Regions from separate parts of the Homo sapiens genome. Here regions 1 and 2 are each linked to region 3. The links are chromatin loops, found by intact Hi-C in ENCODE. Cell type or tissue: endothelial cell of umbilical vein. All regions are shown on one strand. Links, peaks and the distances in the headings refer to the core of each region. The heading gives the core; the rest is flanking DNA.

Evidence for each region. A loop is a pair of places that touch in the nucleus more often than their neighbours do. Peaks named below come from ENCODE experiments on the same cell type or tissue, not always from the same donor. Only the 100,000 strongest peaks of a DNase experiment are listed, where the experiment ranks them.
Region 1: it touches region 3 in a loop (18-fold over the local background); 4 of 110 quality-filtered maps call a loop at or near these places.
Region 2: it touches region 3 in a loop (13-fold over the local background); 2 of 110 quality-filtered maps call a loop at or near these places.

What each region holds. Positions count from the first base shown.
Region 1 is chrX:24,367,263-24,377,418 of GRCh38, forward strand. SUPT20HL1 (SUPT20H like 1) reads left to right here. Exons shown (of 1, transcript NM_001136234.3): 1 at 1-577. Among named protein-coding and RNA genes, the nearest start is that of SUPT20HL1, 12 kb to the left of the region's middle. RefSeq lists enhancers at 4,244-5,019, 8,732-9,258. In endothelial cell of umbilical vein, for the core only: a CTCF peak has its summit at 4,311 (motif pointing right); a DNase peak (open chromatin) is centred at 4,329.
Region 2 is chrX:24,253,723-24,263,878 of GRCh38, forward strand. No RefSeq gene overlaps it. Among named protein-coding and RNA genes, the nearest start is that of SUPT20HL2, 55 kb to the right of the region's middle. In endothelial cell of umbilical vein, for the core only: a CTCF peak has its summit at 6,035 (motif pointing right); a DNase peak (open chromatin) is centred at 7,569.
Region 3 is chrX:24,555,591-24,565,746 of GRCh38, forward strand. It overlaps PCYT1B (phosphate cytidylyltransferase 1B, choline), which reads right to left. Exons shown (of 8, transcript NM_004845.5): 8 at 2,497-6,915. The coding sequence ends at 6,703. Among named protein-coding and RNA genes, the nearest start is that of PCYT1B, 87 kb to the right of the region's middle. RefSeq lists a silencer at 5,669-5,828. In endothelial cell of umbilical vein, for the core only: no CTCF peak of the experiment used is centred there; a DNase peak (open chromatin) is centred at 5,751.

The DNA.
Region 1 (10,156 bases), core at 1,148-9,147, 190 kb before region 3:
TGCTGTCAACATTTGTGTAGAAGTATTTGTTTTAGTGCCTCTTATATTTTGCTCTGTTACAGCTTTGAAGGGTACCATGTTTATATAATATTTGTTTTTCTAAGTATACATGTATGTTTCTCTGCCTTTTGCCTTAACGAAATGAAAAGAAGTTTGGTCTGGCAGTTCCAAAAGACATCAGTGAAGAGGCAGGTAACTGGTTAATCTTACTTGACAAAACCTATTACTAATGTGCTACTGATGCTGTTAAAGAAAGACTTGGCCAACTTCAAGAAAACACATCGAATTTCCTGAGTGACACCAAGTCCATCAGATCATCCTGGGCATAATTGGAAATGGTGCCTGCACTTTTAAGAAGCGAACCAGTGCAACGACTGGTTGCAAAGAAGAGTTTCTCCTTAGCTTTGGGTGCCAACTAGAGACCTGAACTCAGAATATCATCAGATTTGGTCTACTTCCTTCCTTTGTTGTCTATCTGGTCCTTTCAAGTACTACATGGAGCTACCAGCCAAACTTGTGCTTGAGTGATGTGGCTCTTTCCTCCCAGGCAGGCAAATAAATTCAGCTTTGTTTCAGATGACTGTTTGGCAAACTTTGTTGATTTCCTTCTAATTATCCCCACCTACTTGGTACTTTGATACAGGGTACCTTTTGAAGACATTAGCTGGCTACATTTTGTGAGTAAACTTTTTATTTATTTTAGTATCATGAGAACCTGGATGCTATCCCAGGACAAATTCAAAATTAGTTCTCTGCAGGTTGCATGTTCAGGGCTTAACAGCAGAACGTTGATGGTGAAGTGGTTGTGTGAAAGCAGTTGTCCCTAGAATGTTCTGACAGTTTGCAGAGAAGGTAGGCTTGCAGATGAGCATCCAGGAAAATCCAGGTAGGCCCAGCACAACAGGACATGTCAGGTGGAATTGAGCCTTTGTCACAGGGTGGGAATTTGGGAACAGGATTATATTCCTTGAGAATAATTGCAAGTGAAGAGAGGACTCTAGCCCTAGAACAGGGCTATCCAATAGAAGTATAATATGAGACCCATATATAATTTTAAATTTTCTAGTAGTCACATTTTTTTAAAGTAGAAAGAAACGAGACATTCATTTTAATAATAATTTCTGTTTAACCAAATATATCCCAAATATCATTCCTATGTTATCAATATTTTAAAATTCTCAATGAGGCATTTTACATGAGGCTTCCGACTGCAGAGACTCTCAATTCATATACCAAATTTTCATCAAATATTTGATCTGTATTTAGATTTTGTAAACCTTATAGTTGAAAATGTAGATTCACTTTCCAAACATACTTGGAAGTTTTCCCATAATTGAATCAAGTACAAGTTTTAAAATTTAAATTAATTAAAAGTACATGAAATTTAAAATTAGTTCCTCAGTCTTGCTTGTCACATTTCAAGTGCTTAATAGCCATGTATGGCTAGTGGCTATTGTGTGGGTCAGCGCAGTTCTAGAGGGACAGGAGCAAAGCAGATTATGGGGACAGAGCATCAGGCATGACCTGGGTTTGGGGCACACAGGTGGAGTGAGATTTATGATGCTGATTGCATGTAGTGGGCTGGAGCTTCTTGAGATCCTCATGGCCTATGGTCATCTGGGCCAGGACCTGCAGGATCAAGTCGCCCCAGCCATGGAGCGAGGAGGGTGGAAAAGGTCAGTCTTTTGCCAGGCTCTGTACAGCCATATGCAAAAGACCTACCAGGAGGACACTCATTTTCCCAGCAGTCAACTCAACAACCCGTATCTACCCTAAAGTGCTTGGAACCTAAGGGAGTGGGAGAGAGGAGAGGCACTGCACTTTTTTTTCTTTTTTTTTTGAGGTGGAATCTTCCTCTGTTGCCCAGGAGAGCAGTGGCGTGATCTCGGCTCACTGCAACCTCTGCCTCCCGGGTTCAAGTGATTCTCCTGCCTCAGTCTCCCAAGTAGCTGGGATTACAGGTGCCCGCCACCACGCCCAGTTAATTTTTGTATTTTTAGTAGAGATGGGGGTTTCACCATGTTGGCCAGGCTGGTCTCGAACTCCTGACCTCAGGTGATCCACCCACCTAGGCCTCCCAAAGTGCTGGGATTACAGGCGTGAGCCACCGTGCCTGGCCGGCACCACTCTTTTATTCTTCCTTTTGCACCTCCTTCCTGTGCATCTTCTGGGTCTCTAGCTCCTCCTGCAGAAGTGAAACCTGATCAGCCATGAGTTGATAATTGTGGGAGCTGCTGGTTGATGGGTATATGGAGACTCATTATACTATTCTACTTCGGCATATGTTTGAAATTCATTTATATATGAATTCATAGATATTATATCCATTTGAATAGTCAAGTTCCTGATATTCCTACAGCCCCATTAACACACCTTCCCCCCATCCCAACCTTTATCTTGTACTCGAAGTCCAGGCCCCAGCCCTCGACTTGCCCTTCTGTCTTCCCTGCTTTACTCCCATAGCAGGCAGCAAAGGGTGTGCGAGTTAATTGTTAAATTCAGTTCAACAAGTTCCTCATTAGGGACAAATTACCTGAGTTTGAAATCTGCTAATTTTCCAATCAGAGTGAGTGTTTGCACTTATGATTTGGAAATAATTACCATATGGTAAAAGCAAAACCTATTTGGGGATTAAAGTAAAGGTGAGGGAGGACAGGAGCTTATTTTGGCAACTTCCCTGGAAACCCACGTTAGCATTTGCAGATTAGTGGAGGTGCCTCTGCAGTTGGGGTGGGAAAGCTCACCTGTAGCACTGTTTTGCAAAGGCTGTTTACTTCATGTGCTAATACCCCTGAAAGGTGACTGTGGCCTTTGAAGGGAGAGCAGTGTGGCTTTTGTAGGCCAGAATTACATCTGGGAAAGAGAAAAGCCTTTTGAATGTAGCTATTTCATCTAAAAATATATCTATACTTTTATTTAAATCTGTCCTCAGTCTGAAGCTTCTGCATGAGTTGGAAATAAAAACATTTCTTTGAGGTAGAAGGGGTGAGTCTAATTGTCCTTTGGGTGATCTCACAATGAATGTAGCAGGGAAAGTTCAACTGAGAGAATTTAAAGAATTATAGGAGAGTAATTGCTGCAGAATACCACTGTGATCCAGAGTGTAGAGATCTAGGTCATTCACCTTCAATAATTTGTCCCAGTCCCAATTACTACATCACTAGTTCTAAAGCTTTAGAAACCCCTTGGTAAAGATTAGTCAAGGTTTCAGGTAATTTACAAGCCAATGCAGAAAAACTTCTGAGATGTTGCTTTTGAAATTTGGAGCCAGGAAAAGCTTTGTCTCTCCTGAGAAGGCATCCTTCCTCCTTTCTGATAACTGTAGTTGTGCAAGTTCTGAGGTTTCTCTTTGTGCCTCAGCTGCCGGGAAACTCAAAACCAAATTTGTAGCTCAAATCGCTGCGTTTACATTTATGGTTGGCACTTCAGCATTCCTCACTTCTTATTTTTTATTTCTACTTTACTAGTTCTTTTTATTTGTCTTTTGTCTTGGGAAACTGGAAACAGCCCCCTCCATGTGTCAACACATCCATCAATAAATAGTAGCTTCTATTCATTTATATATGCTGCCTCTAATCCTTTTAATAACCTAGTCATAATGTCCATTAGGTATGATTATCCTTACTTGCAAGTGAAGAAACAGGCTCAGATAGTCCTTGCCTGAGGCAATAAAGCTATTAAGTGGCACAATTTTTCAGCTCCCTTTCTGTCTGCTTCTGAAGTCTATGCCTTGTGCCTGGGTACATGTAACTGATGCATTGATGAGTCTCAACTCAGTGGTGGACTATACAGGTGAAACCATTTTATTTTTCCCAACCACTGCTTTCAACCATGCAGCACCAAGTCCCTTTTCCCATCCTTTAATGACACCTTGGGTGGACCTCATGACTTGCTGGGCTCTCTTGTTTGGTAAAGCTGACAGTCCCAATTACAATTTCAATATCGTATTCTCTGGTCTGGTGGGTGGGGGAGGACGAGAGAAGGGAGAGAGAAATCTTCCTGCGAAAATGGTCCTTTTGCAGGTGTGATGCTCTGATTTGCTGAGTGAGGTGAAGGGTCTCTGAGCACGGGGCTGGTTCTTTTTTCTGCGGCGACGGTGTTGAACTTCACTTGGATTCTGACTCCTCTGGGGCCTCTTGAAGAGCGGCTCTCTTAGTAAGCCCTGCTGTGCTCCTTCCTGTGGAGCCTTTCCAAATTCAGAAGCTGTGGGCTCACGGGATCAAGGTGGAAGTGATGCTCCCATTTGCTTTCCGGGCACACCGCCCCTCAGTACCTTTTGAACCGCTCACGTTCAGATGTCTCTAGACCACAAGGGGGCACCAGACTCCAGGTTCACATACAACACATCCCTCAAAGAATATGCGTCAAGCTCGCCCACAGTTTCCAAGGCTCCAGGGTGGTCCAGTGTGGGCCTGCGGGTCTGTGCAGCTCCACACGAGCCCAGGCAGTAAAACTGGATGCCAACTTTGCCTTCATGCAGACCTCCGACTCTCCAGGAGCGACCCTCTTAGAGGTCTCCCTTCTACATACAACTCTTGGCTTGGGAGAGCAGGGGAGTCCCAGCACTCCTTTCCTCACCCCTTCCTACTCTGTCCCAAGAAAAGAAAAGCTCCCCCCTCCACCCCAGGAACACTCAACTTCTCTCCCTCCCCTTCCCATCCTCCCGTAGCTACAGAGGCTGGAAAAGAGTGGTTGAAGGGAACGGTCAGAGTCCAAATAGGGCCAGTTCTGCCATCTCTTAGTACTCTCTGAGAACGTGTCTGCTGGCTGGTTGCAGCCCCTCGTTAGGATGTGGGAGCACCTGATGCTTTTTGTTTCCACCTTTGGCAACTCTGGGACAACAGGAAAAGTCCTATCATGCGTGAGCGCCACACACACACGCGCGCGCGCGCGCACACACACACACGCACGCACATACACAAGCACACACACGCACGTGCACACAAGCACGCACACACGCACGCGCGAACACACGCACGAGCACACACACACACAGTGCTTCCCAGCCTTCTCCCATCCTTGCCTATTTAAGATCTCTGGCTTTGCCCTCCCAATTTCCAATGGGAAAGAGCAGAAGGAAAAGCGATGAGGCCTATGGCTGGTGAGACAGGTTTTGGAAGGACTGTTTTGGGTGAGTCTGATAAACTCTAACGAGTTTATTGTAAGACTTGAGAAAGTCAGTGTGAAGCGGGAGGCAGCTTGAGAAACTTTAGCTCTCTACGCCTGTCTTCGCTATGGAGCGCATTCTTTGATATGGAAAAGTGATGCTTCTAAGAACTGTGTAAAGTGTTATGCAAATAGAGCTTCAAAACAAATCCCCTAATGCCCTGCCTTCTTCTAAGCAGGATTACTCTTGGGCTCTAAGCGGCTCCTCTACAGAAATGTTAAACTTCCACTGGAAGTAAGAAGGGGAAGGGGAACGGGGTGATTTTTAACAAGTGATATTTGGAGCTATGCATCTTTTTCATACTCCCTGAGAAGCCAGTTATTTTGAAATGATTGTTTGGCAGTGTTTGGAGAGTGGGAGGTTTGAAGTTGAGATTATGGAGGCTCTTATGGTTATTGATAATGATGAGTTCTACTGTAAAACCATGGTAGTGTGGTTGCCTGTGGTTGATGTCTTAACAGGATCTTTGCAGGAGAGGAGGTCAAGGAGTTGAAGGCCCAGGCTACTGGAAGGATTATCTATGTGGATACCAAAATCATCAAGAATTCATACTGCTGGCATAGTGTTGAAGAGGATGATAATGAGTCAGGCCCTAGAATCTTCAAGGTATGGTGGGGAAGAAGAGGGGTTTGGTTTTAGAGGTCAATTACATCAAGATGACCCTTAATATTGATTGTAGGGAAACTGCTTCAATGTCTTGTGTGTGTGTGTGTGTGTGTGTGTGTGTGTGTGTGTGTGTGACAGAGTCTTTCTCTCTCACCCAGGCTGGAGTGCAGTGGTGCCATCTCGGCTCACTGCAACTTCCGCCTCCTGGGTTCCAGCGATTCTCCTGCCTCAGCCTTCCGAGTAGCTGGGATTACAGGCGCCTGCCACCATGCCTGGCTGATTTTTTGTATTTTTAGTAGAGACGGGGTTTTGCCATGTTGGCCAGGCTGGTCTGGAACTCCTGACCTCATGTGATCTGCCCGCCTTGGCCTCGCAAAGTGCTGGGATTACAGGTGTGACCCACCGTGCCCGGCCTTCAATGTCATTTTTTAAGTATTGAGAGCATGCTTACATGCAAGGCCTTTTGCTAGGTAATGGTGGGGAAGAGTAGGGCACATTCTCTGTCTTCAGTGGGATTAAAGTCTACTCAGAGAGAGAAGGGAAATAAATGATTTTACATCAAGGAGACGATGACAAATATCATTAAAAATAAATCTTACTGGATGGAATTGGGGAAGGCCTCACAAAGGAGGTGACCCTCAGGTGACCTTGGCTTGGATTTTGTTAGGTTTAGATGGGGGCGGGAAGAAGGTGTTCTAAGTAGAGGAATCACACGAGCAAAGGAACAGTGGAGGATGATCAGCGCAGAAGAGGCGCTATCTATAGCATGGTGTACGTGCAGAGCGGAAGTGAAGGAAAGGGCTAAGACAGGCTGGCTCCGTAGCATGGATCTTCTTGGTAATTTAAATGAGACAGATTCTACTGTTTGAATTAGGAAGCCAGGTGGGGCATGGTGGCTCACACCTGTAATCCCATCACTTTGGGAGGCTGAGGTAGGCGGATTGCTTGAGCTCAGGAGTTTGAGACCAGCCTGGGCAACATGATGAAACTCCGTCTCTCTCAAAAAAAAAAAAAAAAAAAAAAAAAATTAGCTAGGCGTGGTGGTGCGTGCCTGTAGTCCGAGCTACTCGGGAGGCTGAGGTGGGAGAATTGCTTGCCCAAGGAGGCTGCAGTGAGCCATGATTGCACCACTGCACTCAAGCCTGGGTGACAGAGTGAGACCCTGAGACCCTGTTGCAAAAAAAAAGAAAAAAGAAAAAGAATAAGAATAAGGAAGCCAACAGAATCACAGGATTGAAAATGCCTAAAGGGAGAAAAAGAAATTCTAAAGCTCTTCTTCCACTTAACAAAGGCTTCTAACCGAAATATTTGTTACCTTGTGGAAAACAGAATTGACAATTTCCGTATTATTATTACCAGGGCAACACATTATTTAATAAGATGACCAACCAGAGTTGCAGACTTTTAGGTGTTATAGGTGCCATTTCACAGGACATAGCAACACACTCTGATATCCAGGTAACTTAAGAGATACATTTCTTTAGAAATAACACTTCCAAGGACAGTTTTATAGTAACAAAACAGACTAGGATTATGGTCTTTCATCCAAGCCTCCACGCTGGCAAGGAGAGTGGGATAGATACTTGCATGAATGTTCCCCATTAGAATTTTATGACATGGGACTGGCTCTGTGTCACATAATAGTGTCTGCTTCTCTGAAGCTGCAGGGAAGAGGGAACATTTTCTTTTTATTTTTCTGAGATTTTTTCACCAGAAGTTGGGGCTGGTCGTTAGCAGGTTAAGTATTAAAATTACAAGAAACTTAAAAATTACAATATGGGCCAAGTGCGGTGGCTCATGCCTGTAATCCCAGCACTTTGGGAGGCCAAGTCAGGTAGATCACTTGAGGTCAGGAGTTCAAGAGCAGTCTGGCCAACATGGTAAAACCCTGTCTCTAGCAAAAAATAAAAAAATTAGCTGAGTGAGATGGTGCGTGCCTGTAGTCCCAGCTACTTGGGGAGGCTGAGGTGGGAGAATCGCTTGAACCTGGGGGCAGAGATTGCAGTGAGCCCAGATCACGCCACTGCACTCCAGCCTGGGTGATACAGTAAGACCTTGTCTCCAAAAAAAAAAAAAAAGAGAAAAAATAATTACAATATGGAAAAGAAAAAGGCTATAGAGAAGTTTAACAAAGTAAATATGAGGCAGATAATATTAGGTCGAACCATATGAGATTGTTGATATTTGATACTTTTGCTCCATTAAAAAGGCAATTTCATACAATTCGATGTAAAATCTACAGTTTCAGTCTTGAATGCCAAATGAGAAATATGAAGTTAATTTGGGAAATATTGGGGAGCCACCATTGGGGGAGAAACGCTATGATTGGAGCTGTGGTTTAGCATAGTTTATGAGGCAGGAATGCGAAGGAGGAATTGGAGGGGGAGAGCCTGGGGGTCAAACCATACTTTTATACCCACTGTACTTGAAAGAATACCCCTAGATTCGTTGATAGTATAAATGCACTGAGGAGCTACAATACTGTTCACCTTTTAAATTAAAGATTAAGAGTTCACAACTTCTTCATCTAAGAGGTAGAAATAATAATGGCTACTTCACAGGGCTTAGGTAAGGATCAAATGATATTATACATGAACAAGACATTTAGAAACACTGTATCTCATCTCCTGCTACTTGAAATGTCTGCAGCTCAGCAGCAGCGTTATCACCTGGGAGCTGGTTAGAAATGTGATTCTCATTCGCCTTAAATGCTCCCTGTACCATGGAGACGGACCCAGCATAGGAAAGCCACACACTCAGCCTGGATGCGTGGAGTGCGTGGAGAGGCTGAGGGACTCACCGGAGGGCACCCAGCCAGCCCACAGACAGGGAAGTGGGGAGGGGGCGGAAACCCATGCCTTCCAGCTGAGCACTGGGAGTGTTAGCCCAGTAAGTATTGGCCAGTGAGGCGCCTCGTGGTCAGAGCAGAGCCACCAGGTCCCACTGCCCCCAGCCCCTGCACAGCCCTCCCTCCTGCCTGGGTGAGGGAAGCTGGAGGTCATCGGAGATGCTGACTGCTGCCACCCCAGGTGCTCCCGCTCTGTCATAGCACTGATCAGTGACAACTTACAGGAATGTAGCAGCGATGGAATTACCTGGAACAGATTTGTGTGTGTGTGTGTGTGTGTGTGTGTGTGTGTGTGTGTGTGTGTGGTGGGGAGTGGGGGGGGTGCAACTAAACAAACACAAAGTTTTCTGTGTCAGGTATTGGGCTGGACAGGGCAGTTGTGTGTTGGGGTGGTTTTTTTCTCTATTTTTTTGTTCGTTTCTTGTTTTTTAATAATGTTTACAATGTCTCAATCACTCTTTTATAAAGATTCCACCTCCAGTCCTCTCTCCTCCCCCCTACTCACGCCCTCGAGGCTATTAGGAGATGCTTGAAGAACTCAATAAAATCCTAATCCAAGTCAAACTTTGCACATATTTATATTTCTATTCAGAAAAGAAACATTTCAGTAATTTATAATAAAGAGCACTATTTTTTAATGAAAAAAATGTGAATCTCAGGCTCTACTGCAAACCTGCTGAATCAGGATCTGCATTTTATTTTATTTATTTATTTATTTATTTATTTATTTATTTATTTATTTAGTAGAGACTGGGTCTCTATATGTTGCCCAGGCTGGTCTCAAGCTCCTGGCCTCAAGCGATCCTCTTGCCTTGGCCTTCCAAAGCACTGGGATTACGGGAGTGAGCCACCACGTCCAGCAGGATCTGCATTTTAATAAGATTCCCAGGTGATTTGTATACACAGTCAAGTTTGAAAAGGACGGCCCAATCCCAAAACAATTACATTCAGACTAAAATATCTTTTCCATCCATTGAATGTGTCATTTTTCAACATTTAGTGCATGGTCATTGTCTTCCCTAATCAAATCAGAAAATGCAAAGTTCACATGAGGTGGCATACCATCGTTGAAACAGTGGCCTTTCAGATCCTGACTCTTGATGCTTGCTGTCTACTTACCTTGGGCAAACTGCTTCATCTGTATAAGCCTCCTCTGTGTCCTCATCTGCAAAATGGGTTTGAGAGTTCCAACCTCCCCAAGTTGCTGTGATGACCGATAGACATAATGCATGTTAAGGATCATACATAGAGCATAGCATGATGTGGTGAATAGTCACCAAATTGTACTTACTTGTTTTTAAATAAGGAAACTCACATTCATATGGTTTAAAAAAAAGATCAAGAGTTCAGTGATAGGGCCACGATGAGTGGATTATAAAAATGGGCTTTCATACCCCAGTAGATTTGAATCTTGCCAGACTGTTCTACCAACCTAACTTAAACACATACACACACACACACACACCCCTACATCAAGGAGGAAAGGAGGCATTTTCAAATCCACGACTCTCCCCACTTGCCATCCCACCCACACA
Region 2 (10,156 bases), core at 1,191-9,190, 300 kb before region 3:
AACTGCTCTTTAACAAAATTCTGCAGATGATTTGCATACATATTAAAGTTTGAGGAGCACTAGTTTAAGGGTCAGTTAGTTCTAGTATAACCAACCTGAACAAAATCAGACCTTTAGAAAGCTTTTATTTCCAGCTGGGTGTGGTGGCTCACACCTATAATCCCAGCACTTTGGGAGGCCAAGGCAGGTGGATCACTTGAGGCCAGGAGTGCGAGACCAGCCAGGGCAACATGGCAAAACCACGTCTCTACTAAAAATACAAAAATTAGCTGGGCATGGTAGCATGTGCCTGTAATCCCAGCTACTCAGGAGGCTGAGGTGAAAGGATCGCTTGAACCCAGTAGGCGGAGGCTGCAGTGAGCTGAGATCACGCCACTGCACTCCAGCCTGGGCGACAGAGTGAGACTCCATCTCAAAAAAAAAAAAAAAAAGGGTTGAATTCCCTTCCTCCCTCTCCTATCTCTTCCATGTTGATATATCTTGAATTTTAGTTACAATTTGGTATTAAAGACTATGAATTTTATAAGCAATAATTTAGACCTACCACGTATCTTATTAATTTCTTTGTTGTCTATTGCTTCTGGCATCCTACCGTTTCTTTTGGTTTCTTTTTTTTTATTTATGAACTGGAAAATTTAATATTGTTAAGATGGCAATAATATCCACAATTTTAAAAAGATTTAATACATTTCATATTACATTTTAATGGTCTTTTTGCAGATATGAAAAAAGGTGATCCTCAAATTCATATGGAATGTAAGGGGCTCAGAATAATCAAAACGATATTGAAAAAGAACAGCCAGTTTGGAAGTCTCGCACTTCTCATTGGTTTCATTTTTTAATTAATTTATTTTTTTTTTGAGAAAGAGTCTCACTCTGTCACCCAGACTGGAGTGCAGTGGTGTGATCTCAGCTCATTGTAGCCTCAACCTCTTGGGCTCAAGTGATCCTCCCACCTCAGCCTCCTGAGTAGCTGGGATCACAGGCATGTGCCACCACTCCTGACTGTTTATTTTTGTATTTTTTGTAGAAATGGGATCTCACTATGTTGCCCAAGCTGGTCTTGAACTCCTGAGATCAAGCGATCCTCCCGCTTTGGCCTCCTAAAGTGTAGGAATTACAGGCGTGAGCCACTGTGCCCAGCCTGGTTTCATTTTTCTCTTACTGAAGTGCTCTTGGAGCATCTGTTATGATCAAATGTCTGAGTCCTTGTAATCTGAGGATGTTTTTATTTTGCCCTCATTCTCGAAGGACAATATTAATAGATATAGAATTTGAAGTTCAAAGATATTTTCCCTGGCAGAGTGTGCCCTTTGGGAGGCTGAGGCAGGTGGATCACCTGAGGTCAGGAGTTCCAGACCAGCCTGGCCAACACGGTGAAACTCTGTCTCTACTAAAAATACAAAAAATTAGCTGGGTGTGGTGGCGGGTGCCTGTAATCCCAGCTACTCAGGAGACTGAGGCAGGAGAATCACTTGAACCCGGGAGGCGGAGCTTGCAGTGAGCCAAGATCGCGCCATTGCACTCCAGTCCGGGCAACAAGAGCGAAACTCCATCTCAAAAACAGACAAACAAACAAAAAAAAAACCCAACAAACAAACAACAAAAACCAAAGATATTCTCCCTCAGCACTTAGCAACTATTACTCTATTATCTTCTTGCATCCATAAAAAAAACCAAAAAAACAAAAAAAATCTTTTTACTCTGAACAATTTTAATCTTACAGAAAAGTAGAAGGAATAACACAATGAGACCCCAGATATCCCTCCCTTGACTTCAGCAATGATCAATATATTTGCATCCATTTTGCTGATGGGATATCTCATGTTAATCTTGTTCTCATTTTTGGGGGGTCTTTTTGTTCTTCTGGTAACTTTTAGGTAGCTCTTCATCCTTCTTGTTCTGAAAATTTACCACAGTGTCTATGTTTTTTTTTTTTTTTTTAAATCCTGATTAGCATTCAGAGAGGTCTCTCTCAATCTAAGGACTTGTGTTTTGGTGCAGTTCCAGGAATTTGTTGACTATTATTTTTTGAATATTGCTTCAATTATCTCCTTCTGGAAATTCTTTTAGAGGAATTTGTAACTACTGAATCTTTTCTCCATGTGTCTTTACAATTTTCTTCATTCTTTTCATCTCTTTATCTCTGTGCTCTGTTCTGGGAAAATTTCTCAATATAGCCTTCAGCTTCCTGGTTTATCTTTCAGCTGTGTATAATCTGCTATTCACTGATACATTTTTTGGTTGCTAAGCTTTTAATATTTTATGGTTACAATGCTTGATTGTGTACTTCTCTCCCCTAGGAAAATTCTCCTGGGTGCATCCCTAGTGGAAATGGTTATCTAGAGGGCCTAACTGGCAGAGGGGCAGGCCTCATAGGAACACTGTGGCTGCAGTGTGAGCCCGGACCTCCTAGCAGCAAGGGTCACCATCCTCCTGACGTGAAGGGTGAAGGTCTTAGTTTAACTGATAGAATCTACTAACTACTTTTAAACAGCAAAGGAATTTTATTTCTACTTTTTTTTTTTTTTTTTTAGACAGAGTTTCGCTTTTGTTGCCCAGGCTGGAGTGTAGTGGCACGATTTTGGCTCACTGCAACCTCCGCCTCCCAGGTTCAAGCGATTCTTCTGCCTCAGCCTCCCGAGTAGCTGGGATTACAGGCATGTGCCACCACACCCAGCTAATTTTTGTATTTTTAGTAGAGATGGGCTTTCTCCATGTTGGTCAGGCTGGTCTTGAACTCCCGACCTCAGGTGATCCGCCTGCCTCGGCCTCCCAAAGTGCTGGGATTACAGGCACGAGCCACTGCGCCCGGCCTATTTCTACTTTTTACTGAGGAATGGAATAAAGTACTCAAAGAGAGTTAATACATTATACACCTTAACTTTTACATGTGTATACACTTGTGTAATCACCACCTGGATCAAAATATAGATGATCCTCCTCAGCCTTCCAGAAGTTCTTTGTGCCTCTTCCCAGTATGAATCCCCTCTTCCCACTACAAGTAACCATTTCCTCTGATTTCTATCATCATCGATTAGTTTTCCTGTTTTTGAACATTATATACATGGAATTACACCATACGTATGTGTCTGACTTCCTTTGCTGAACATATAGTTAGGAGATTCACCCTTGTTGTGTATATAAGTTGTCCTTTTGTATTGCAGTGTAATGTTCTATTGGATGAATAGATCACATATTCCTTCTCCTATTGACAGACATTTGGTTCTTTTCCAGTTTTTAGTTATGCTGAATAAAACTTCTAGGAACATTCTCATTCATGTCTTTTGGTATACATATGCATTTATTTCTCTTAGGTGCAAACCTAGGAAAGAGATTGTTGGGCCATAGACCAGGCATGTATTTAGCTTTAGTAGATACAGTTAAATAATGTTTCCACAGTGGTTGTACCAATTTATATTCCCATCAGCAATGTATGAAAGTTCCAGTTGCTCCACATCCTTGCCAATACCTAGTATTATGAGCCTTTTTATTTTTAGCCATTCTGGGGATTTGTAGAGGTATCTCATGGTTTTAATTTGCATTTTCCTGATGAGTAGTGACGTTGATCACTGGGACAGATGAGATTTTCCTAAAGAAATTCTCAACAATGTCTCCCATTCCACATGACCTTATAATGTAACTTTAGCATTCTTCCTATGGAGAGGTGGCATCTGTGTTCCCTCCCCTTGAATCTTGTGACTATGGTGGAAATGGTAACATGTGATTTCTGAGGCTAGGTCTTAAGAGGCATTACCTAGTTTTTTGAGACACCCCTTTGGAGCCCAGAGCTTCCATACAAGTAGTTAAACCTGACGTCACTATGCTATGACAAAGCCCAAACAAGCTCATACAGAGAGATCATGGGAAGAGCCCTTGAGGCTACATGAGAAGAAAAAGATTTCCAGCCAGCCCCCCGCTGCTGCAATCCCCCACTGGTCCAGCTCTAACTACCATTTGACTACAACTGCATGAATCACACTAAGCCAGACCCTCCCAGCTAATACAGTCCTCAATACTTGAATGTTGCTTTAAGCCAGTAATTCTCAACTGGGGGAGATTTTGCACCGCGCTGCACCCCGCCCCGGGATGTGTGGCAATGCCTGGAGATATTGTCATAACTTGGAGGTGGGTGCATGGTGGTACTTGCTTCCAGTGGGTGGAGACCAGGGGTGCTGCTAAACATCCTGCAGGGACACAGGACAGCCTCCAGGACAAAGAATTATCTGGTCCCAAATGCCAACTGTGCTGAGATCGAGAAACCCTACTTAAACTACATAATCCACTAAGTTTTAGGTTGATTTGTAATGTAGCAAAAGTACTAGAACAATCATGCAGGCAGAGAGGGAGTTTATTTTTATTTATTTTTGAGACAGAGTTTTGCTCTTGTCACCCAGGCTGGAGTGCAGTGGCACGATCTCGGCTCACTGCAACCTCCGCCTCCTGGGTTCAAGCGATTCTCCCGCCTCAGCCTCCCAAGTAGCTGAGATTACAGGCACCTGTTACCACACCCGGCTAATTTTTGTATTTTTAGTAGAGACAGGGTTTCACCATGCTGGCCAGGCTGGTCTCAAATTCCTGACCTCAGATGATCCGCCCACCTTGGCCTCCCAAAGTGCTGGGATTATAGGCATGAGCCACTGCGCCTGGCCCAAGAGGGAGTTTATTAAAGAAGATTAGTTCACGGGCTAGGCGCGGTGGCTCACACCTGTAAGCCCAGCACTTTGGGAGGCTGAGGTGGGCAGATCACCTGAGGTCAGGAGTTTGAGACCAGCCTGGCCAACATGGTGGAACCCCATCTGTACTAAAAATACAAAAAATTAGCCAGACGTGGTTGCGGGTGCCTGTAGTCCCAGCTACTCGGGAGGCTGAGGCAGGAGAATCGCTTGGACCCAGGAGGCGGAGGTTGCAGTGAGCCGAGTTCGTGCCACTGAGTTCCAGCCTGGGCAACAGAATGAGAATCTGTCTCAAACAAACAAACAAAGAAAATTAGTTCACAGATCTCTGAGAGGGCCGGAGTGTTGGACTTAAATGTTACTCAGCCTGGAGTACTGCTCAAACCGCATCACTGGCTGTCCAGTGAAGACCACTGGATGTGGACCCACAGCTTGCACCTGTGATACTGAGAACTGGATTCCAGAACCTCTGGATTCTGGATGCCGTTGCCACCCTCACCAGAAAGTAGGTTCCATGTGTTTCCTGCTTCTTCACATTGCTCACTTTGTAATCAGTCCGATTTTGAGATGGCTGATGGATGAGCCCTGGGTCGTGTGTGAACTGTCTGCAAAGGAAGCCGAGAAAGCAAGTTTTCTGGCTTCTACCAAGGAGGCAGGACTAACAAAGCTTCCAAAGATGCTGGGAAGCCAGGAACCTTGGCAAGATTCCTTGGCACTATGTTGTGATAAGGTTGTTGCAAACACCTTTGGGTTATTTCTAGTTTTTTTTTTTAACTTATTTAAAATAATGCTGTCTGTTATTATACATTTTGGGCTAGAGATTTTACTTTAGGGATTATAATCCCAAAGAAACAACTACCCAGCTATAGTAACATGGTACTTATTACCTTATTGATAGTAACTACTGAAAACCAGAAAGAGCTCAAGCATATAAAACCGTGGAACAACAGACTAATTTGTGATCTAACAAACGTCTAAGATTTCCACAGATGGTATGAATTCCAAATATCAGGTCACATTGTCTTCACCTGTTTATGCTTGGCCAGACCATGCATCCAGTTTACTTTGAAATGTGTGGTCACTGTGACTACGTAATTTTATCCTGATGGAATATTATAACAAAAATACTAACTCTATGTTTTACTAGGTGAATACATGGAAAGCAGGTACAAAATGTTTTATGAAAGAAACAGAAGAGTCTAAATACACTCATTGTGACCATGGAAAATTAGTGTTTGCATAATGCAAAGGGTTTGCTTTTGGTTTGTAAAGTTATTTAATATTGAAAAAGGAAATTCCCTTTTGTTTTTCCTAATGTTTGTATTAACCTCAGAGCTTCTGAAGAGCTTGCCCAATAGGTGGCAGTACTGGATAAGAACAGACAGAAACTGCTGCAGGCTGCCTTCAAGCGCTGTTTCTCAAACTTTGGTGTACATACCAATGATCATGTTAAAACACAGCTTGTTGGGCCTCACTGCACTCGGAGTTTCTGAGTTACTAGATGTCTTAGTCTCGTAGTGCTGCTATAACCAAATACCTGAGACTCAGTTATTTATAACAAAATACCTGAGGCTGAGTTATTTATAAAGAACAGAAATGTTGCCTCACAGTTCTGGAGGCTGGGAAGTCCAAGATCAAGGAAGTCCAAGATCACCGACAGGTTTAGTGTCCGGTGAGGGCCTGCTCCATGGATGGTGTCTTCTCCTAGCATCACCCTCACATAGTAGAGGGCAGAGGGGCAAAAAAAGCCTAAGCCGTTCCCTGCAGCCCTTTTATATGGCACGGATCCATTCATGACAGCAGAGCCCTCGTGGCTTAACGCCTCTGAAAGGCCCCATCTCTTAATACCACCACCATGGGGATACCCTTTCCACATGAATTTTGGAGGGGATGCCTTCAAACCATAGCAGCAGGTTTGGGGTGGGGCCCGATAATGTGCGTTTCTAACAATTTCCCAGGTGAAACTGATGCTGCTGGTTGGGGATCACACTTGAGAACCACAGTCTTCTCGCACTGGGAGCTTGTTAAAGTGCAGAAGATCATCCTTCTCTCCTTCCTTATAGCATCCCCCTGCCACCCACTCCATTGCCATGTGTTAATGGAAGAGCTGGGCCACTTTTCCCTTGAAATACTTTCATTTTCCCGTTGAAATACTTTATTCCTTGGCTCCCACAATATCCCACTCACCTCTTTTGCCTTCTCTCTTTCATTTTTTTTTACTATTTTTAAAGAGATGGGGTCTGGCTATGTTGCCCAGGCTGGAGTATAATGGCTATTCACAGGCATAATCATCACAGCACACCCTGTGTTAATGGGGAAGCTGGGGCAGCCACTTGGAGGTGGGGGGCCCTGCAAACAAATGTTTCTTCCTGGCCTACTTGACCTTCTACATCCCATCTTCCATTTGAAGGGAGTAAACAGGCACAATGGAGGGAATGCCCTTTATCTATCGCTTCCTGGAGGCACTGACAGACCTCACAGTGGGGTCTAACTTGGGCCCCCATTACTGGTATCTCTGGCCCCCTACCTGGTATGCCCTTTGTCCACTTTGGGGTACTTCCTGTCTTGCTGCGGGCATCCTGGCGTCCTTGGCACTCCTCTCTTCCCTCCCTTCTGCCAACACTGATCTTACAATGTACTTCGGACTTTGCTTTAACTCCCTCCTGGGCTTGGTATGTCTTGTGCTCTAACTACTGAAGAGCTTGCTTTCGATGCATAGAAATCCAAGCAAAATTTAGCACTGGATATTTTAACTCTCTCCTCAAACTTTCAACCTCTCCTCCTCTATTTTCACTCTCTCAGCTGAGCTTGACTTTGCTTCCTACTTCACTGAGGAAATGGAAATTATTAGAAGAGCATGTGCACAAGTTCCCAGCACAGCAGCTTCCCTTCCCCCTGCATCTGAACCCGTGATACTCCACTTCCTCTCCAATAAGACGAATGACTTATGTTCCTAGCCAACCGCAGCCTCTCCACTGAGTGCTAGATTCTATCCCCTCTCAAGAACAGGCTGTGGCAATTCTTTCCTCTCTACCACATCACCAGTTTTCTCCTATTTACCGCATCACTCCCATCAGCACACGTGCTACTATTTCTTTGATATTAATTAATAAGAGTTGCTTCTGGGCCAGGCCCTGTGGCTGATGCCTGTAATCCCAGTGACTCAGGAGACTGAGATAAGAAGATTGCTTGAGGCCAGGAGCTGGAGACCACCAGCCTGAGCAACACAGTGACACCCTGTCTCTAGAAAAAAAATAAAAATGTACCTGGGTATAGTGGTGTGTGAGCCTGTAGTCCTAGCTGCTCGGGAGGCTGAGGTGGGAGGATTGCCTGAGCCCAGGAGTTCAAGGCTGCAGTGAGCTATGATTGTGCCACTGCACTCCAGCCCGTATGTGCTCTGCTCAATACTCCAGCCTTTAAAAAAAAAAAAAAAAAAAAAAAAGCCCAGGCACGGTGGCTCACGCCTGTAATCCCAGCACTTTGGGGGGCCAAGGCGGGTGGATCACGAGGTCACGAGTTTGAGACCAGCCTGACCAACATGGCGAAACCCCATCTCTACTAACAATACAGAAATTAGCCGGGTGTGGTGGCAGGCGCCTGTAATCTCAGCTACTCAGGAGGCTGAGGTGGGAGAATAGCTTGAACCCAGGAGGCGGAGGTTGCAGTGAGCCGAGATTGTGCCATTGCACTCCAGCCTGGGTGAGAGAGAGAGAGAAACTCCATCTCAAAAAAAAAAAAAAAAAAAAAAAAGTTGCTTCTGTTTATTGTCTCTAATTTCTCTGCTTCTATTCTCCCATGAACCTACCCAATCAGACCTCATCTCTCTACCAAACTGCAACTGCCCTAGTCACAAAAGCTCTCCAACATTTGCAAAGTCCAATGGTCACTTCTCAGTCCTTAGTGGCAGCATTTGACATGTTGATCACTTTCCCCTTGAAATACTTTACTCCTTGGCTCCCACAATACCCTACTCACTTCTTTTGCCTTCTTTTATTATTTTAAAGAGACAGGGTCTCGCTATGTTGCCCAGGCTGGAGTACAATGGCTATTCACAGGCTCAAGCATCACAGCACACTATAGCCTTAAACTCCTGGCTCAGCCTCCCAAGTAGCTGGGACTCCAGGTGTGCATCACCATGCCCAGCTGTCTCCTCTCTCTCTCTTTTTGAGAAAGGGTCTCACTCTGTTGCCCAGGCTGGAACGCAGTGGCACTATCATAGCTCACTGCAACCTTGACCTGGGCTCAAGTGATCCTCCCGCCTCAGCCTCCAGAGTAGCTTGGACTACAGGTGTGCACTACCATGCCTGGATAATTTTTTTTTTCTTTGAGACAGAGTCTCACTCTGTCACCCAGGCTGGAGTGCAATGGTGTGATCTCGGCTCACTGCAACCTCTGTCTCCCAGGTTCAAGCCATTCTCCTGCCTCAGCCTCCAGAGCAGCTGGGATTACAGGCACCTGCCACCACGCCTGGCTAATTTTTGTATTTTTAGTAGAGACGGGGTTTCACCCTGTTGGCCAGGCTGGTCTTGAACTCCTGACCTCCGGTGATCTGCCCACCTTGGCCTCTCAAAGTGCTGGGATTACAGGCAGAAGCCACTGTGCCTGGCCTAGCCTGGCTAATTTTTAAATTTTTTGTAGAGACAGGGTCTTGGTATGTTTCCCAGGCTGGTCTCAAACTCCTAGGCTCAAGCAATCCTCCCATCTCAGCCTCCCAAATCACTGGAGTGACAGGTGTGAGCTACCGTGCCCGACCTGGCTTCTTTTTTTTTTTTTTTTTTTTGAGATGGAGTCCCCCTTGGTTTCTCTTTTTGGGCACTCTTTCTTGTCCCATTTGCTGGGTCCTCTTCATTTTCCCAACTTCCAAGTGTTAAGTTTAATCCTTAAACCTCTTTTGTATCTACTCTCTCTGTCATCTCCTTTAGTGTTTCAGGACTTTAAAGCCATCTATATGTCGATAACTCCCCAGTTTATATCTCAAGCCTGAACCTGTCTCCCTCCTGAGCTGTACATCCAACTGTCTACTAGACATCTCTATCTGGACATGTGTTAGGCACCCCACTTGCCTGTCCCAATCAGAGTCTTGGATGTGTACCCTCCGCTCTACTTCAAGCTACTCCTGCAAACTTCCTCACCTCAGCTGCACTGGCTCAGGACAAAAACCTTAGTGTCATCCTCGATTCCTTTCTCCCATAACCCATATCCAGGCTGTCAGCAAATCTTCTTGGCTATATTTTCAAATGATCGACAGAATTCAGCCATTTCCCTTGACCTTTCCCTCTGTCTCTGACTGCTACCAAGATCTAAGCCACCACCATTTCTCACCTGGGCTATTCAAATAGCCTCCCAAACGGTTTCTTGCTTCTGTCCTTGCCCACCTGCACTCTGTTCTCACCACAGCTGCCAACAATCTCGTTAAAACCTAAGTCAAATAGTGTTATTCCTTTGTTCAATCCCTCTGCTCCATTTTCTCAGAATAACAC
Region 3 (10,156 bases), core at 1,066-9,065:
TAAGCCTCTGTGTTTGTTGTAATTTGTTAGAGCAGTAGGAAACGAATACACACCTCTTCCACTTCTTTCATCTATCATTAATCCCTGGGTACCAGATATAGAAACAAATAGAAAAAGAATCAGTGACTCAGTGGTGTTAAGGTGGGTCTGTGATCAGGCTGGTAAATGGCATTTTGTCAACATATTCCCAGTGGAACATGACTACCAAACAGATTAAAAAGACTGGTTATCTTCTCAAGCTATGTAATGGGTCATGTCCTGCTACGCACATGGCAGATGATGACAAGTTTTCTTTGGACTTGGACATTTTAGAGTGACAGGGATATTTGCAAGTATAGTCCGTTGAAAAGGTCCCTGTGGAAAGGGTAAAGTACTCCAACTCTTTCAAGTAGAGAATCATCAATTCTTTTTAAATCGAAGGTTACAGATCAAATATTTTACTTGTAGCTAATCCCTCCATCAGAACTCTTTATGAATAGAGTACAGGAAGCTTGTAGCTTAATTATTTCACCTCCACTCAAGAAAGATTATAAAGTTAAGGAGAATAGAAATTGTTTATAGGTGAAGCCGGGTGCGGTGGCTCACACCTGTAAATCCTAGCACTTTGGGAGGCCGAGACAGGCAGATCACTTGAGGTCAAAAGTTCGAGACTGGCCTGGCCAACATGATAAAACCCCATCTCTACTAAAGATACAAAAAAAAAAAAAAAAAAATTAGCCCAGGCATGGTGGCGTGTGCCTGTAATCCCAGCTACTCAGGAGGCTGAGGCAGGAGAATCGCTTGAACCTGGGAGGCGGAGGTTGCAGTGAGCCGAGATCCCACCACTGCACTCCAGCCTGGGTGACAGAGCGAGACTCTGTGTCAAAAAATAAAAAAAAATTGTTTCTAGGAACAGTACATGTCAACCCTGCTCTGACCATTTCTCCAAGTTTCTCACATTTTGGTCAACTGCAGCTGATATTTAGTCAATATGGTGCCTTTTCTAGAATACACATTATAGTCGTGTCAAAGACTAACATAAGGCTTCTATCAGCTACAGATATTTGGGCTCTTAATGAGATCTTCAGATTTTACTCTTGATTGGTTTCTACTTGATGGTTTCTTAAAGAAGTTGATCACCAAGTATACTTTGATGCTTATGAACTGTCACACTCTGTCTCAAAAGCATCTCTATGGGAGTCCTTTTAATCTAATAGTTCCTGCTGAATACCTGGAGAAGTTGCCTAAACATTCAACTCCAGTTACCAATGAAGACTCCAAGACAAGAGGACTGTGTGTGTGTGATATGTGTGGGAACACTTTTGATAGTGTACCTTTTCCCCCAGGAATTATGTTCATTAACAAAGGCTAATTCTCTTGGGGGCAAATATCAAGGTTCTTAAATATGGGTTTTAGTACACCTTGTAACTGATTGTTTTCCCCTTGAGAACATGTCTGAGGCATCATGGAAGTCAAGAAGAAACTTGTAACTGTTGCTTGAAATACAACCTGTCAAGAATGCATTTGATCTATGTGGTGAAACCAAATAGTATGGTGTACGAATAATAGGTATTCCATTTTAAAATTCATTCCCTTGCTGACTACCAGCCTGGCTTTATTTATTCTGGACCCGAGGCTAATGTCAGAACTGTGGTCATTTCAAAAAGCGCAACCTCTCCAGATGGAGTTAATGGAATTTCCTTAATTTGGCGAGTGGAGGGCACCAGCACAGTTCTCAGAATATTGACATCTGCCTTAGCTGTTGACATTTGGGATCCAGATTTAGTGCGTCCACCCCCATCTATCTGTGTCTAGCTGATCAAAGAAGCTTTTTTTCCCCAAAGATGGAAAAGTGGTTGAAATGGCCACTTCCCAAAGTTTAGGTACACTTGGGAAGCATTCCGTCAAGTGACAAGATAAGAAAAGTGGATGGAACTCTAGAGCCTTTTATCTTGATGCTAGAAGTGTGGAGGCTGAAGGCATGAAACCAGTCACCAATGCGGCTGTGGAGGCCCCAGGGGACTGGAAGACCACCTCTCCCGTGAGAGTTCAGTACTTTCTCATGGTCGTTCAGTGACAGCATCACAGCTGGTAGAAGCTTGGGGCAATGCAGCCTGCCTCATACATTCAGAGACCTTTACAGGCAAAGGAGACCTTAGAAATAATTTCCTTGAGGCCAAAGAAGTGAAAAGGTTAGGCCAAGGTCACAAAGTCAGTTAGTAGTGGAGCCTACAATGCAGGGTCCTGACTGGGTTCACCATGTGAGCTTCCCTCCACGTGGTGCTGTTCCTAACTAGCTTTCAAGTCAAATGTGGGGCCTTTGGCAACTCCAAGGCTTTGCCCTGCTCTGCACGGTGCACAGTCACATCCTTCTGAAGGGCTGGGGCCACAGCTGGGCAGAGCCAGCCGGTGGGCCAGGACAGCTGCTGCAATGCCTGTATTTTTCCCCATTGAGCTAGTTCATAAATAGGAACACACAGCAGCACACTTAAGAAACATGACAATGACACACGAAAGTGCAATTCTGCATCCCTTTATTTATAAACGAGTTGAGAATGGTGTGGTCCATTTGAGAGCAAGAATGGGATAGGAGCAGGGGGGCAGGGGGCGCGCAGAGTTGGGGGAGGCTGATTCCAGTAGTTCGCGTTATTCAGCACCAGAGTAAATGCTTGGGCATAAGGTCGTGCTTTAACCCAGACAGGTCTTGTCTTATATGTACAGCATAGTCTTAAGTATGTATGCTCTACTTATGGCTTTGTCCCTGGACACATCGCAGTGACACAACAGAGGAAAACTAGAAAGAAGTCTAGAGAGGAGAAGTTGCAAATGCCTCATGAGCTATTTCTTTTTTAAAAATCTGATGGCCAAGACTAGTGCTGAACGGATGCCTAAGAAACAGGCACATCTCTGCTAGAGACGGGCTCATCTGCTTCAGCTGAGCCAGTGACACCGTCTCGCATCTCTCCCTGGGGTATGACTAGATGCTAAAATAAGTACTGAAGACGGAGAGAAAATAAATCCGTGCTCTTCCTGTCCCTCCCTCAGGGGGTGAAATAACAGTATCTAGTAGCCTAAGAGCAAAACTGAAATCCCTAAGCTGTGTCTCTTCCACTCAGACCAGGTTAGAAGCCAGGCCAATGTCTCACGTCCTGCTCCTCTTGAGCCTGGCATTTCTTTGCCTTGGTAAGGTCCTGACACACAGGAGCATGCTTGCCAGAAGCAAGTCGTTCAGTGTGACTTATGGCACAGCAATCCCACCCTTGTTTCTTAGCTGGTGGAGGGGTGACCAGTTCATTTTAGGGTCCCCATAAGCAGCTAATATAGAAGTGCTGAAATGAAGCAACCAGAGAGGCAGGGACCCCATATCCTGCATGGGCATTTGCTAACCTTGGTTGTGCGTAAAAGGAACCCTTCCCTCTTCACCTGTCAGGGGGTGAGTTAACACTTGAAAGGGAGCGGAAAATCGGCTGGACGCCGTGGCTCGTGCTCATAATCCCAGCACTTTGGGAGGCCGAGGCGGGAGAATCACCTGAGGTCAGGAATTTGAGACCAGCCTGGCCAACATGGTGAAACCCCGTCTCTACTAAACATACAAAAATTAGCTGGGTGTCGTGGCAGGCACCTGTAATCCCAGCTACTTGGGAGGCTGAGGCAGAAGAACCCCTTGAACCTGGGAGGTGGAGGCTGCAGTGAGCCGAGATTGTGCCATTGCACTCCAGCCTGAGCAACAAGAGCAAAACTCCATCTCAAAAAAAAAAAAAAAGAAAGAAAGAAGAAAGAACAAAGAAGAATGAAAGAAAGAAGGAAGAAAGAGAAAGAAAAAGAAAGAAAGAAAAAGAGGAAAGAAAAAGAGAAAGAAGAAAGAAAAAGAAAGAGAGAGAGAGAGAAAGAAAGAGAAAGAAAGTAAAAGAAAGAAAGAAAGAAAAGCGGAAAATCACTACCCTCCTGCTCCCCTACAACTTCAGTCCCACTTTCTCCCATCTTCATAAGCTGCCCCCTTCTGCAGTCCTAAGTTGCTATCCTCCAGCCCTCATTCTGAAGCTTCCTTTCCTCACTAGGGCAAAAAGAATCTCTTTCCTTGCTTTGTGTTATTCCTGCTTACCCCTCCAAGCTTGGGGCATATTTCTCATTCCAGCCTTAACTCACTCTTGGCCATTACAGTTGACCTGCTGGCCCTAACAAAGTGCAACCCGGTCTCTGCCTGGGAGCAGGGAGGTGGTGTGGGGGTAGGGGCTGGGAGAGACTGAGAGATGGCCAAAAAGTATCAAAAGTTGGGTTGTAGAATCCTTCCCATTCCTTCTCAGTAGATTTGCAGCCTCAAGAGGGTGGAACGGGGGGACTCACTGCAGGTTAGGAGGGTGAGATTTAGAACCCATTTATGTGTGGTTTGGGCTCATCCCTGGAATAGGCATTAGTTATTTCCCATAATTGGCAGCAATGGTGACATTATCTGATGAGTCACGTAAGTGGCACCTGTCAGTATGGCGTGTAAGGCCTGCAAATGTATAGTCAGCCTGATACACTATTTGCTCCAGAGTATAAGATTCAGGTAAAAGTGAATCTATCTGCCCTGGGCCATGGAGCAGGGGCACAAAGGCCTTCCCAAGAGAGTCTCACCTGTAAAGTGAGGTCCTGAAATGGTTTTATGAGAGCAGATTTTCTTTATCCTCCTTTCCTCCCTCCAGGAACTTCTTTCCTCCTTTTCTCTTCCCTTGTTCCCGCCACCTTCCCTTGCCTGGCTGGCCTCATCCTTCACTGCTACAAGTGCCAACTAACTCAAATGGTAGGCAGACTTGCATGGCTTGACCTGAGTGCATGATGGAAGACAGAGACCAAATGGAAGAATGAGGCCCTTGTCCCTCTCTGAAGAGCAATATTCTGGGTGGCCCTTGACTGCAAAAAGAAGTTTTCTTCTTCACATGCCATGTTCCTGCCAGCCCTCTGTCCCATATGAGTGCTTCCCAGAGTCCTGGAGAAGGAAAGTGCCAAGAACAAAGAGGTTCCAAGCCAGCTCAGCCTCATAGTTTTGCTTCACAGCAGACAGCACTCATCTCCAAGTGGATAGGGAGGTAGTTCAACCCCAACAAGAAGGGGAAAGACATGCCGCCTTCCTTCACTGGTTGTCCCCTTGTCACCTAGAAGGCTGGTTCCCAAGGCCTCTGAAAAGGGGTATTTCTATCACAAGAGATTCTGGGCTCTGCCTACAAGTTGCTGGTTTGGGCCTCTATTCAGTCAGACCCCAGCTCTGTGTCTGAATTTACTGGCATACCCATACAATAACCCAAAGAGTTTGGTTCTATGCCTTAACTCTCCCTGCTCATTTCGCACAGGTGACTAAGGAGCAGGACCTTTGGACAACTCAGCAGGAACACTTAGAGTCTTCATCCTACTTGGCAAACCTAGGGCCAGAGATAATGGTGATACTACCTAGACCATTCAGATGCTGAGATCATAACTGAGCCCACAGTTCTCTGTAAAAAGTCTTGAGTTCTCCTTCACCCAAAAATGTTATAGGAGGCCACGAGAACAAAATACTAATTTCCTGGTTGGGATAAAACGTTTCCACAGGAATCTGGAATAAGCTTGACAAAGTGCCCAAGTCACAAGAGAACAGATGTTTCTTGAGACCAAGGATTTCAGAGGAGTATTATGGTGGAGCGCAGGAGTGGGGTCTATTATAAAATGCCACCACTATATACTCATATTGCACATGGGATACACCCGGGGATGACATATTGGAGCATATATAGAACAGATACGTGCAGGTAGCACCCCCTATTGGTATACTATGTTTGATACCTCAAACTGTTACTTGAGGTCTATGAAACTGTTAACTGGTCAGAAATGGGAAAAGCCATTCCATAATAGCATCCTTTAAGGAGAAGCTTCAGGAGACATTTCTTGTCCGCTAAACCTGGAGGCAAAGCAAAGCAGCTCCTCTTTTTTATATATTAGGAAGTTTTTCTTTGTTGCAGTTCCCACGGATTAAGGTAATTTCTGCAAAACAATGAAGTCAAACCAGTGATGAGAAAGTACAACCAGGAGCACATCAGGCCTTACGTGGAGTTCTTGACAAAACTGTCCTTTGAATAAAAAGTTAAGGTTCACACTAGATGACCTTTTATAACCAGCCTAAAGCAAGGCTTTGTCTATGAGCCACATTCATGGAACTGGAAGGAGCTGATGCGTTCCAACATCAGGTCTCAGTGGCTGGACTGAGGAGGTTGGAATCTGTCTTTTTCTCGACTATTTCAGAAGCACTTTGCCACCTCTATTGGAAACAATTTTATTCTGGCAGAGCTGGGGTGGTGGGAGGCAACGTGCAGGACCCTTATGGACGCAGAAGTAGCAGGTTGAGGGAACAGCCGCTGCCACAGGTGGTTTACTTGGTGGGGGTGGTGGAAGGACCAAAGCAGAAGTCACCCCATCAGTGCAAGTCTCTCTAGGGAACTCTGCATCCTTCCTTAGCAAGGTTAGAGTGACTCTAGACGCTAAGGTTTGTGTAGGTTGTCCAGCTAGAAGTCTCTGCACCTCGCCCAACTCTTCAGCTGTACGGAGAGTGAGAGAGAACTGGTCCCAAGACCTTCCCTTAGCAGAGTTCAGGGTCTCTCTGCTGAGCTGCAGCTCCTGTGACTATTACCCTTCAAACACCACCCAGGCAACCCTGTGACTCTCGCCCTCCTCCCCATCCTGCATGGTGCGGCTCTTGCCTCCCAGCAGCCTCTACTTTTCATCCTCATCCCCCTCGCTCATGCTGCTGATAGAGGCTGAGGCTGCTTTGGGTGAGGAAGGGGGTGAGGTTTTGAGTGGAAGCCATGAGAAGGTGGGCGATGGGGAGCGGGAAGGGGACCGGCTCCGGGTTGGGCTGCTCACAGGGCTCTGCTTCGGGGATAAGGCCTGCAGCATCCGGCTGCTCCTCTCCTGGAACATCTGCTTCTAAAGATAAATTGGAGAGAAGGCATCTGTTAACTTTGCAATCTGAGGCAGCAGCAAAACAAAAAGGTAAGGCAGGCAGGAGAGCCACTACCCCAAAACTCCTGAGCCCACAAACCTACACTCATACCACATCCCGTGTTGTCCAAGACTATGTATAGTAAGGAACCGAGTGATATTCAGGGGTAGTGACAGAAGATTACAGTCACCACTGGTTCTTTTTTTCTCTTTTTTTTTTTTTTTGAGACAGAGTCTCGCTCTGTCACCCAAGCTGGAGTGCAGTGGCATGATCTTGGCTCACTGCAACCTCAGCCTCCCAGGTTCAAGCAATTCTCCTGCCTCAGCCTCCCAAGTAGCTGGGATTACAGGTGCCCGCCACCATGCCCGGCTAATTTTGTATTTTTAGTAGAAACGGGGTTTCACCATGTTGGTCAGGCTGGTCTTGAACTCCTGACCTCAGGTGATCCACCCACCTCAGCCTCCTAAAGTGCTGGGATTACAGGCGTGAGCCACCATGCCCAGCTACCACTGGTTCTTAACACTCTTTCCTTCTTCCTTTTTTTTCTTCCATCTACAAAATTTAACTGAGTGTCTCTGACTAGCCAGGCAAGTAGTCATGACCTACGGACTGGAGGGGTGGCAGAAAACAAAACCCCTGACCTCATACCCTCACAGATATGAGGAGGAATCACACAATAAACAAAATATGGTATGTCAGATGGATCTGTGGTCTGTGAGAAAAAGAGGGCGAGAGGATAGCAAGTGGGGCTGGGAGCAGGGCAGCTGCGATTGCAAACAGGGTGCTCGGGGAAGGCCCCACTGAGAAAACGCTTCTTGAGTGAAGAACCTGGAAGAGATAAGGGGAGGGACCAGGTGAATGGAAATCAGAGGGCAGCGCACTCCAGACAGAGCACCCCAAGAAAGGAGCATGGAACGCACACCCAGGAAGCGCAGGCAGGGCACCGCGGCTGCCTTGAGGGCTGATAGATGGGGAGGAGCTGAGGGAGGCGGTTGGGAAGAGGTTGCCAGAGAAGGCACAGAGGGCTGTGCCATGGAGGGCCTTGGCAGCCATTGTGAGAACTCTGCCTTTCAGTCTGAGGGGACCCATGCAACAGGTCCCAGGAGAGGAGGAGGCCATCGTGGCAGTATGGAGCGAGCTGGTGGGGAAGGGAGAGGGGGAGGCACTGCGGGAGATCAGGCCAGAGACATATCAGGCGGCAGTTTCACGTACAGTCTCCTCTGAGAAGAGAAACCTCTGGAGAATTCTGAGCAAAGGATTAACAATCTGCTGCTTGTTTTCAAAAGACCATTCTGACTGCTGTGTTGGGAACAGATGGCAGTGAGGCGGGGGCAGGAACAGGGAGCCCACTTATGAGCCCGTTGCAATAAGAATCCAAGGCCAGGCGCGGTGGCTTATGCCTGCAATCCCAGCACTTTTGAAGGCCAAGTCGGGCAGATCATTTGAGGTCAGGAGATCGAGACCATCCTGGCCAACATGGTGAAACCCTTTCTCTACTAAAATACAAAAAATTAGCTGGGCAGGGTGGTGGGCACCTGTAATCCAAGCTTCTGGGGAGGCTGACGCAGGAGAACCACTTGAACCCAGAAGGTGGAGGTTGCAGTGAGCCGAGATGGCGCCACTGTACTCCAGCCTGGGCAACAGAGTGAGACTCCGTCTCAAGAGAAAAAAAAAAAAATCCAAGATGGTGATGGAGCCTGGCCCGGCCCGGGATGATGGCAGTGTGCTGAAAAATGGCAGGATTCCTAGTATATTTTCCCCCATATTTTTACTGAGGTATAATAAACTCACCCTTTTTAGTGTACAGTTCTGTTAAGTTTTTGTTTTGTTTTGTTTTTTTGTTTTTTTGTTTTTTGTTTTTTTTTGACAGAGTCTTGCTGGAGTGCAGTGGCGCGATCTCGGTTCACTGCAAGCTCCGCCTCCCGGGTTCACGCCATTCTCCTGCCTCAGCCTCCCCAGTAGCTGGGACTACAGGCGCCCGCCACCCGGCCTGGCTAATTTTTTGTATTTTTAGTAGAGACGGGGTTTCACCGTGTTAGCCAGGCTGGTCTCGATCTCCTGACCTCGTGATCCGCCCACTTTGGCCTCCCAAAGTGCTGGGATTACAGGTGTGAGCCACCGCGCCCGGCCAGTTCTGTGAGTTTTGACAATGCATACAGTTGAGTGACCACCACTGCAATCAAGGCATAGGAGGGTCCCATCAGCTCCCAAATTCCCTCATGACCCTTTGGAGTCTCCCCTCCCCCAGCCACTGGCAACAGATGTGTTTTCTGTCCCTACAGTTGTGCCTTTTCTAGAATGTCATCAAAATAGAATCCTACAGTATGTGGTCTGGCTATGTTTTCATGGTAGAGCCAACGGGACTCACTGACAGATGGGACATGGGGTGTGGGAGGAACGGGAATCAAGTGACTGCAGTCTCGGGTCCAAGAAATTGGAAAGCAGTGATGCCATTTCCCAGTTTGGGGAAGACTGTGGGGTGGGAGGAGGTTTCGGTGGTTAAGATCAGTTTACCAGTTTGGGACCTCATGTGATGGTTGCTGGGTGCTTTCAGAATTGAGCCCTTCCCTGAAGCTCCCCACTGGGCCCCCAGTGCTCCCAGCCTACTGTGCCTGCTGCCTGCTGCTCAGCCTCCCAGACGCTGCATCCCACCAACTCCTGAGCATCCTGCCTGTGCTGCCTGGGGTCTTTCAATTGCTCACATTTGAGCCTTAGCCCCCAGCCACTCAGTTCAATCCTTTGATACAAAACTGGCCCTGAAAGCCAATTCTCCTATTTACCATCTTAGGCTTTGCTTGTCCTTTGGGTTATTCATTTTACAAACCGTTACAGAGATCTTCTGGGGACCAGGTGCTACACAGGAGGAAGGGGGGGAAGAAGAGGGTAGAAGAGGTGGTCATGTCTCAGCTGGGTCTTTGATAATGCCCAGGAAGAGGTGGGTGGAGATGGGGAGTGGGTCCATGGGGGCTAGTAGAGGATGGCCTTTCTAAACAGAGCATGCTAAGTAAGGAGTACTAAGTCTAAGTTGCTTAGTGTGGCCAGAACCCCAAATGCCCATGGGGTGGCAATGGTCTGGACCTAGAGCACCACAAGGAGACTGGATTTCCTACTCAAGAAACCCAGAAAGATTTTAATCAAGGGCGGAGTCTGATCAGATCTGTGTTTTAGAAATACCTTTGGGTGTCAGCATAAAAGCAAAGAAAGAAACCATAAAGGAAAACATTG